Regions from separate parts of the Homo sapiens genome. Here region 1 is linked to region 2. Evidence: chromatin contacts called from ENCODE Hi-C or POLR2A ChIA-PET data. All regions are on one chromosome and are shown on one strand. The core of a region is the stretch at or near the end of the contact, and the rest is flanking DNA. Distances in the headings are between cores, read along the strand shown.

Region 1 (4,410 bases), core at 1,777-4,276, 90 kb after region 2:
TTTTTCTCTTTTTCTTTACATGTTTCTGTAATTTCCAAAATTACCTATAATGAGAAACAACCCAAATATACATTGACAGATGAAGGGATAAACAAAATGTGTAGATGCGCGCAATAAAATACCCTTCAGCCTGTAAAAGGAAGGCAATCGGGTCACACGCTGCAACATGGATGAACCTGGATGATGTTATGCTCAGTGAAATAAGCCAGGCACGAAAAGACACAGACTGTCTGATTCCACTTGAATGAGGTTCCTAGAGTGGTCAAACTCATGGAGACAGAAAGTAGAATGGTGATTGCCAGGGGCTGTAGGAGGGGGAGTGGAGAGCTGCTGTTTCATGGGGATGGAGTTTCAGTTTGGGGAGATGAAAAAGTTCTGGAGACGGATGGTGGTACTGGCTGCACCACGATGTGAGTGTGGAATGTGCTTACTGCCACTGACCCGCACACTTAAAAATGGTCAAAATGGCAAATATTATGTATATTTTACCAAAATAAAAAAAATGGTTAAGGAAAATTATTTGTAAATATGTATTTTACTGTGCTGGGAAAAAAAAAAGTTGCATTAAGAGAAAATTAGGCCGGGCACGGTGACTCACACCTGTAATCCCAGCACTTTGGGAGGCCAAGGTGGGTGGATCACCTGAGGTCAGGATTTCTAGACTAGTCACATGGCGAAACCTCATCTCTACTAAAAAAAACACAAAAATTAGCCAGGTCTGGTGGCGTATGCCTGTTATCCCAGCTACTCGGGAGGCTGAGGCAGGAGAATCGCTTGAACCCAGGAGATGGAGGTTTCAATGAGCTGAAATTGTGCCACTGCACTCCAGCCTGGGAGAAGAGTAAGACTCCATCTCAAAAAAAAAAAAAAGGCAGGGAAAATTAAATAACCACGCTGGCTTTGTCTAGATGCTTTCCCTTCCAGCTCCCACCAGCCCTGCCTTGATGCCATTTTCCTATCTGTGCAGCGACATGATGAGTGTTCCAAGGTCATGCTAAACAGTGACCTCTGGACTCATCTCAGATGCATGCAGAGACTCTTATTTAGAAAGAAATAAGTCTCATTATTTCCTTTTAATAAGTTCCTTTACATTTTATACTAAGTGTTTTTTTTAAAAGGAAATTCCAAATCTAAATTCAGTGCTTGAGGGGTACAAACATGCTTGCTTAGACCTTTTTATCATAATCACGAGAATGAGAAAGGAGGAGAGCATTCCATCACCCACACATTTTCTGTATCAGACCACATCTGTTACATTTAAGTGAGTAGCGATACTTGGCAAATATGTCATGCACCTTCCTGTTTCATGACCTACAATTTTAAAAAATGATCTGGGCCAGGCACTATGGCTCATGCCTATAATCCCAGCACTTTGGGAGGCTTAGGCAGGAGGATCACTTGAAGCCAGGAGTTTGAGACCAGCCTGGGCAACACAGACCACCAAGTCTACAAAAAATTAAAAATAAAAAAATTATCCAGGTGTGATGGTACGTGCCTGAGGTCCCAGCTACTTGGGAGGCTGAGGTAGGAGGATTGCTTGAGCCTAGAAGTTCAATGCTACACAAGAGCTATGATCACGCCACTGCACTCCAGCCTGGGAAACACAGTGAAACCCTGTCTTGACCGGGCATAGCGGCTCAAACCTGTAATCTTAACACTTTGGGAGGCTGAGGCAGGAGGATGGCTTGGAGCCCAGGATTTTGAGGCCAGCCTAGGCAACATAGCAAGACCGTTTTTGCAAAAAAAAAAAAAAAAAAATCAAAACATTAGTCAGGCATGGTGGCATAGGCCTGTGGTCCCAGCTTCTTGGGAGGCTGAAGTGGGAGGACCACTTGAGCCCAGAGGTTGAGGCTGGAATGAGTCACGATTGCACCACTGCACTCCAGCCTTGGCAACAGAGTGAGACCTTGTCTCAAAAGAAAAGAAAGAAAAAGAAAAAGAAACCCTATCTCTCAAAAAAAAATAAAAAGTAGCCAGGTGTGGTGGCTCATGCCTGAAATCCCAGAACTTTGGGAGGCTGAGGCAGGAGGATCACTTGAGGTCAGGAGTTCGAGACCAGCCTGGCCAATATGGTGAAACCCTGTGTCTACTAAAAATACAAAAATTAGCTGAGTGTGGTGGCATGTGCCTGTAATCCCAGCTACTCAGGAGGTTGAGGCAGGAGAATCACTTGAACCCAGGAGGCAGAGGCTGCAGTGAGCGGAAATTACGCCACTGCACTCCAGCCAGGGCAACAGAGTGAGACTCCATCTCAAAAAAAATAAAATAAATAAAAATAAAAAGTAGAATCATACAATGTTTGTCTTTTTGTGACTGGCTTACTTCACTTAGTATAATGTCTCCAAGCTTCATTGATGTAGTATGTAGCAAGATTTCTTTCCTTTTTAAGGCTGAATAATAGTCCGTGTAGGTATACACCATATTTTGTTTATTCATTCATCCATGAGTAGACACTTGGGTTGCTTCCACCTGTCGACTATTGTGAATAATGCTACTGTGAACCTGGGTGTACAAAAATTCAATACAAATTTTAAGAATTGGTGAGCCATATGTGTCTAGGAAAATAAAGCAGATGACCTCTATCTCACTGGTACCAGGAAATCACTTATTTCATGGAATCAGAAAATGTTAGAGCAGGAAACAATTATTAAATCATCATCTATATTTATTTATAGATGAGGAAACAGACATGAAGAGACTTAACTAGGATGGTTTGTAAAATGTTCAGTTCCTACGTTTGGGGAGAAGGAGCTGTTGAAAAGAACCCCTCTCCCAGGCAAAATTTTCTACCCAACTTGTCATGCCACATACCTCAAATTCCCTACATCACAGATTTATTTACTTCGATGAAGGCACTGGTAATTTTACCAGGAATCTCCTAGTAAAATAAAAATAGCTCCAAGGGAAAGCCATTGTTGACCCACAACCCTTTGTCTTGAAAGACTGGTTTTCCATGAAACAATAAGCTTAGAGTGGCGCTCTTAGGGAATAGAGCCTGCCCAGGGGAACTCAAAGAGGAGGTGGAGTCTCCAGGAATTGTCAGCATAGACAAGCCACAAGGAAACAATCGCCTCTTGAAAAGCTCCAGGCATCCAGGGGTAGTCAATCCCCAGAAAAGTCAAGCTAGAGAAGGCCAAAGACCAACTCAGGCAGCATTACAATGCTGGCTAGCTCTTTACGCCATGTTGGGCTTCATGTCAAAATATAAGACTTCGCCATCAGTGCTCTGGGGCCAGGACTCAGTTCAGGATGTTCGTGGCATATTTCACCAGGCTTTCTCAGTCACATGAGCAAAGACTCTTTTTTTCATTAGCAAGAATGGAAAATGCCCAAATGCATCACCAACTGAGGAAATCATTTTGTTTCAACAGATTTCAATCTCTCTGGCACCAAAACGTGTTTCATGATGGAGCTGAGGGAATTCTGTCAGCAAAATGCAGTGTTCTAAGACCAAGAGAACTCCATTATAACACAGCTCGTTAGCACAAGGATCTGAACATTCCTCGGGTCAGAGACTGCTCTCTATAAACACAGCAACCAAGTTCGATTCTTCAGTAGAGTGTTATTTCTACCTCCAATTCCAAAGCTATGAAGTGGTTCCTTCTTATGCCTGCAGAAGAACAACAAGATTTGAAAAGAGAATTATGGTAGACCAAGGAAAGCATGCACCTACAAATATGTTTGACAATATCCACAAATGATGGATAGAGCCTTTTGCAATCCCAACATCAAGGCGGATGAGACCAGAAAACCTGCTATTTGTTAAAAAATCATAAAACAACATCTAATTGGCCAATAAGAAATGAGATTTACTGTTCTATCTGCAGGTGAGTCAAGAGAATGTAGAAACTGGGTAATTAAAACAAAGTCAGGCCAGGTGTGGTGGCTCATGCCTGTAATCCTAGCACTTTGCAAGGCGGAGGCAGGCGGATCACTTGAGGTCAGGAGCTCCAGACCAGCCTGGCCAACATGGTGAAGCCCTATCCCTGCTAAAAATACAAAAATTAGCTGGAAATCGCTGGAACCTGGGAGGCAGAGGTTGCAGTGAGCTGAGATCGTGCCACTGCACTCCAGCCTGGGCAACAGAGCAAGATGCTGTCTAAAAAAAAATAAATAAATAAATAAAATGAAACAAAGTCAGAGGTGCGGCTTGGTGGCTCACACCTGTAATCCAGCACTTTGGGAGGCCGAGGCGGGAGGATTGCTTGAGCCCAGGAGTTCGAGACCAGCCTGGGCAACATCATGAGACCCCATCTCTACAAAAAATACACACACACACATACACACAATTAGCCAGGCATGGTGGCCTGTGGCTGCGGTCCCAGCTACTAGGGAAGCTGAGTTGGGAGGATGGTTTGAGCAGGGAAGGAGGAGGTTTCAGTGAGCTGAGATTGTACCACTGCATCCCAG
Region 2 (4,066 bases), core at 370-2,869:
AAGCTGGACTGAGCTGGGGTCCACTGTGATCTCCAGCAGGGCAGAAACAGCAAGGGCCTTAGGACTCAGGTAATAAACAAGCCCTGACCTTCTGGGGGCGACAAGGATCATTAAGGTTATTCTCCCATTTGCCCACGTTCCACCTGGTGGAGGTGCTCAGTTGGCGAGAATCTTTGGCTCTCCTAAGACCCAAAGGCTTCTGTGAGGTGAGTCAGTGGGGAACGTGGCCTTGTCGACAGAGTGCACTGGCATTACCTGAGATGAGATCCGGGGGGAGTGGCCACAGAAGTGAAATGAGTAGCAAACTACACAGCCTAGAGTCATGCCCACAAGATGTCCTTTTTCCTGCAGGTTCTCCATCCCTAAAATTAACATTGTTACCATCTTTCTCCCACTTCACCCCTCAACTTGGAATATTGTCTAGCAAATACTGCATTGCTGCTTTATTCAGTCACTTTCTTACATTACCACTTTCAACATTTATTAAGCATCTACTATGTGACAGTCACTGAGCTGAGTTCTATGGAGAAAAGACAGAGGAAAAGCAGATTGGCTGCCCCAGAAGCTTGTAGTCAGTCTGGGGAAGTGGAGAAGTTAAATTACCCATTTGTAATCAATAGAATTTTATTAGGCACCTATTAAATGCCAGACACAATGAGAAAGTAGGTTAAATGAAATAATGAAGCCCATAATCCAGTAAAACTGATAAACAAATATGCAAATAGCTATGATACATTATAAGATGCAATATGGTTGGAATAAATGGGTATTAAGCATAAAAACTTCAATTTGCCTGGAGGTTGGGGAAGCCTTCACCATATGAGTTTTTAATTGAGCCTTGGAGAATGAGGGGGAAGCAGTGGGGGCGGCGGGGAGAAGCAGAGGGAGAATTTGGAAGGAGGGGCCTTATGGACCAAGTGTATAGATTCGGTAAGAACCCAGGCCTAAAATACTATTATTTAGAGAATGCCAAGTACACATGGGCTTGGGGGAACCTGGCAGAAAACACGGGAAAGGGGTGCCAGGCTAAAAATAAAATTGGTAATGTACCCCACAAGCAATGGAAAGCCAAGGAAGGCTCTCAGGCCAAGGAATGCAACCACCATGCTCAGGTTGAAGAACAACCATTGACTGAAAGAATTAAAGGTCAGTGTGGGTGAAAAACCAAGTTAAAATTCTAAAGCAAATATTTTGACTCCCATTCAAGTGCTCTTTCCATCACACAAGTCAACCAGGACAAGGCTCAAAAAGAAGCCACCAATCTTTGACCACTGGAAAGTAGCTGGGACCTTCCAAAGGAAGAGATGGGAGGCGAAGCTGTGAGCACAGAAACGTGGGAAGTGACATGTATTCCCAGATAGTGGCCTCTTCCAGGGCAAGGACCATGTCTTACCAATCCGTGCATGGAAGCATCTTGCAAAGGCAGGTGTGAACTCCCTGGGGAGGATTCTCTAGAGAATGAGCAACTGCAGGCTGAGCAGGAGCGTGTGTGTGGGTGTGGAGAGAGGTATCCTCCACTGCGCTGGTCTTTCATGTGGGGTAGCCGAGATCTCCTCCTCACCGCCATCTGCACAATAAGCCTTTGCAATTTCAAAGCACCATCCCACGTTTTCTCACATGTAACTGGCTGGTGGAGCAGATGTTGATGGGGAAGTCCTGCTGAAATGACTAATCACTGTCGACTGCACTGGAAAGAGAACCCAGGCTAGAAGCCAAATAAGGCAAAATGACATCACAGCAGCTTAAGAAAGAAAGGACCATTCATGTCTGACAAGTGTGTGATATTTGCGACTCAGAGCTTTATTAACAGCGACGGGGCCCCAAAGCATTCCTACTTGTCCATCATATAAAAATTTAACAACAATTGGATTCCACAAGTCTTATCAAATACACACACAGACTGTAGTAATTAAGATCCTTCAGGAATTATATTTTACATTTAGTCCTACGTCTAAATTGAAAAAGATTTTCAGATCACTTTCGTGTGCACTGTAGGCTCAACTGTTTTTTGAAACTGCTTTACAATAACACAAATTGTGAGTGTTAACATAATAGATGCAATAATGTCTAATACATTGTTGCTAGGCATTTACAAAAAAGCCAAGCGCTATTAAAGTATGTGGTCAAAAGATTACAATGTAACTGAAGCCACATAATATGTTATAATGAGTATAAATTATGCATTTAATTTTAAAGGTTAGCTATATGTTTAGTAGAGTGCTTTAAAAGCAAAATAATCTGATGACATAAACTTGAGTCATGCAAAAGCAAGTTGGTAAATATCGCAAAATATGATGGAGAACAATTTGGTCTCAGCTCTGGACACCCTAGTACTTTAATTGATAATGTGTCTTCTGGTTTTTTGGTTTAGGATGTTTTGGCATAAATGAAAAAAAGCAAATCAGAAACTTGTTTTATTCCAAGCAGCTGGGGGTGTAGATCTTGACTGTAATAGGCCACAAGGGTCCAGTTACACCAAGACCCTCAAAGAATTCCAAACCTTATTCAGACTGGGCATGCTCTAAGCCACCTGGTAAGGGTCACTCTGACACAAAACCTAGGATTCCTCTTGTTCCAGAATCCCTGAGCTTACCTTGGAGAAAGCAAGGGTGTGTGTGTGTGTGTGTGTATGTATGTGTGTGTGTGCACGCATGCCCATGCACACCCATTCCTCTTTAACTCTGCTTTCTTAGTCAATTGCAATATCCCGCCAAGGCCATGTTAACTCCTCCCTGCCTCTAATGTGGCTCTTTCCTACTTCCACCCAGTGCTTCTGCGACGTGGTTTATCTGCCTCCTTTACGGGAGACAGGGCATTTCAACTGGTACTAACCCTATCAACCATCCCTCCTCACCGGTCCACCTCCCCGTCGCCTCCTTCCAGCGGCATCTCCTCACCCTGCCTCATGCACTGGGGCCACCTCTGCCAGCTTTCCATCATGCAGACACCTCCTCTCCCGCCTCTTTCTTCAGCTTCCTGCCTCTCCTTGGAGAAGACATCTCCTTCCTCCTGCCTTGTCTCCCCTGACCCCCACCATTCAGTGGTGACGATGGGTGTGGCCGTCCTTCCCTTTCAATTCCAGTCCGAGTTCTCTGCCAGTAAGTGGCCTCTCCCTATGCCACCCATGTAAATGACACTTATCAGAGTGTTTCTGCATCATACCCAGCCTGGCCACTGCCAGCGCTCACCCAAGCCTAACTCAGCACCTGCTCCCCTAGCAAATCACAACCTTTCCAAGATCCACCTCTCCCCAGGGGCCATCTTGTTCCCTAATAACCTCCAAATTTCTGATCTCTGTTCTCACAAGGTCCTTCAATTACTCAACCTCTTTATACAACTGGCAGCCCTTCAACCCTCTCCTGGCTATACCGCCAACTCATTCTCTCTGTAACTCACAGCCAGTGCTACTGTTGCCCTTATCAGAGCTCTGCATTCCTCCTACCAATGCCAGTATTTAGCCATGATGGCCAGGTCCCACTCTCCCATTGGTTATGAACTCCTGCCTTAAGAACTCCTAATAGAGTCCACTGTGTTGGGAGTACTGGGTACCTGAGCTGTGTGGTGATACTGAGTTGGGGCGCTCCTGGGCACCACGGCCTCCTCAAGTCCACATGCAGGCCCCTGTGATGGGAGAGAGGCCTTGTAAAGACCCACTCTGCAAAGAAAGGGAATGAGGCAGACATGCCCTAGAGATGACAGAGCCTGGGCCAGTGCATGAGGAGCTGCCAGACAGCTTTCAGGTTCCCATGATGTCAGCCTCCACTTCCTCCTGTTGAGCTCCCCGTGGGTCCCCTGACACCCTACAACAAATCCCACTTCACTTAAGCTAAGTAGGTTTTTGTTTCTCGCCACCAAGCCATCCTTGACTGAGATACCTTCAACACAGCTGCGGGGTCGTCCCTCCCACCCACTTGCTCAGTCTTTTCCCCTGCGGAATCTGCTTGCCTGTTTCTATTGATACAGGCACACACCACACAGAGCCTTAATTTTCACTTGAACAAATGCTGCCTGGCTTTGTCCCAAAGAGAACAAGAGGCAGCCCCATGACTTAATCACACAACAGGTG

Evidence for each region. A loop is a pair of places that touch in the nucleus more often than their neighbours do. ChIA-PET counts read pairs that join two places held with the same protein, here RNA polymerase II (POLR2A). Pooled maps may share reads with other maps.
Region 1: a loop to region 2 is called in a pooled map, with 5 times the contacts of the local background. The contact joins two enhancer-like sites. A Hi-C loop is called at or near these places in 4 of 50 pooled maps. POLR2A ChIA-PET finds 5 or more read pairs at or near these places in 2 of 52 experiments (HEK293T and HepG2).

The regions. Positions count from the first base shown.
Region 1 is chr6:7,005,744-7,010,153 of GRCh38, forward strand. No RefSeq gene overlaps it. Among named protein-coding and RNA genes, the nearest start is that of RREB1, 100 kb to the right of the region's middle. Within about 2 kb of position 3,027, at least 2 of the 41 ENCODE cell types and tissues checked have a DNase peak (open chromatin) inside an H3K27ac peak, as active enhancers do.
Region 2 is chr6:6,917,117-6,921,182 of GRCh38, forward strand. No RefSeq gene overlaps it. Among named protein-coding and RNA genes, the nearest start is that of LINC03055, 33 kb to the left of the region's middle. RefSeq lists an enhancer at 1,686-1,735. Within about 2 kb of position 1,620, at least 2 of the 41 ENCODE cell types and tissues checked have a DNase peak (open chromatin) inside an H3K27ac peak, as active enhancers do.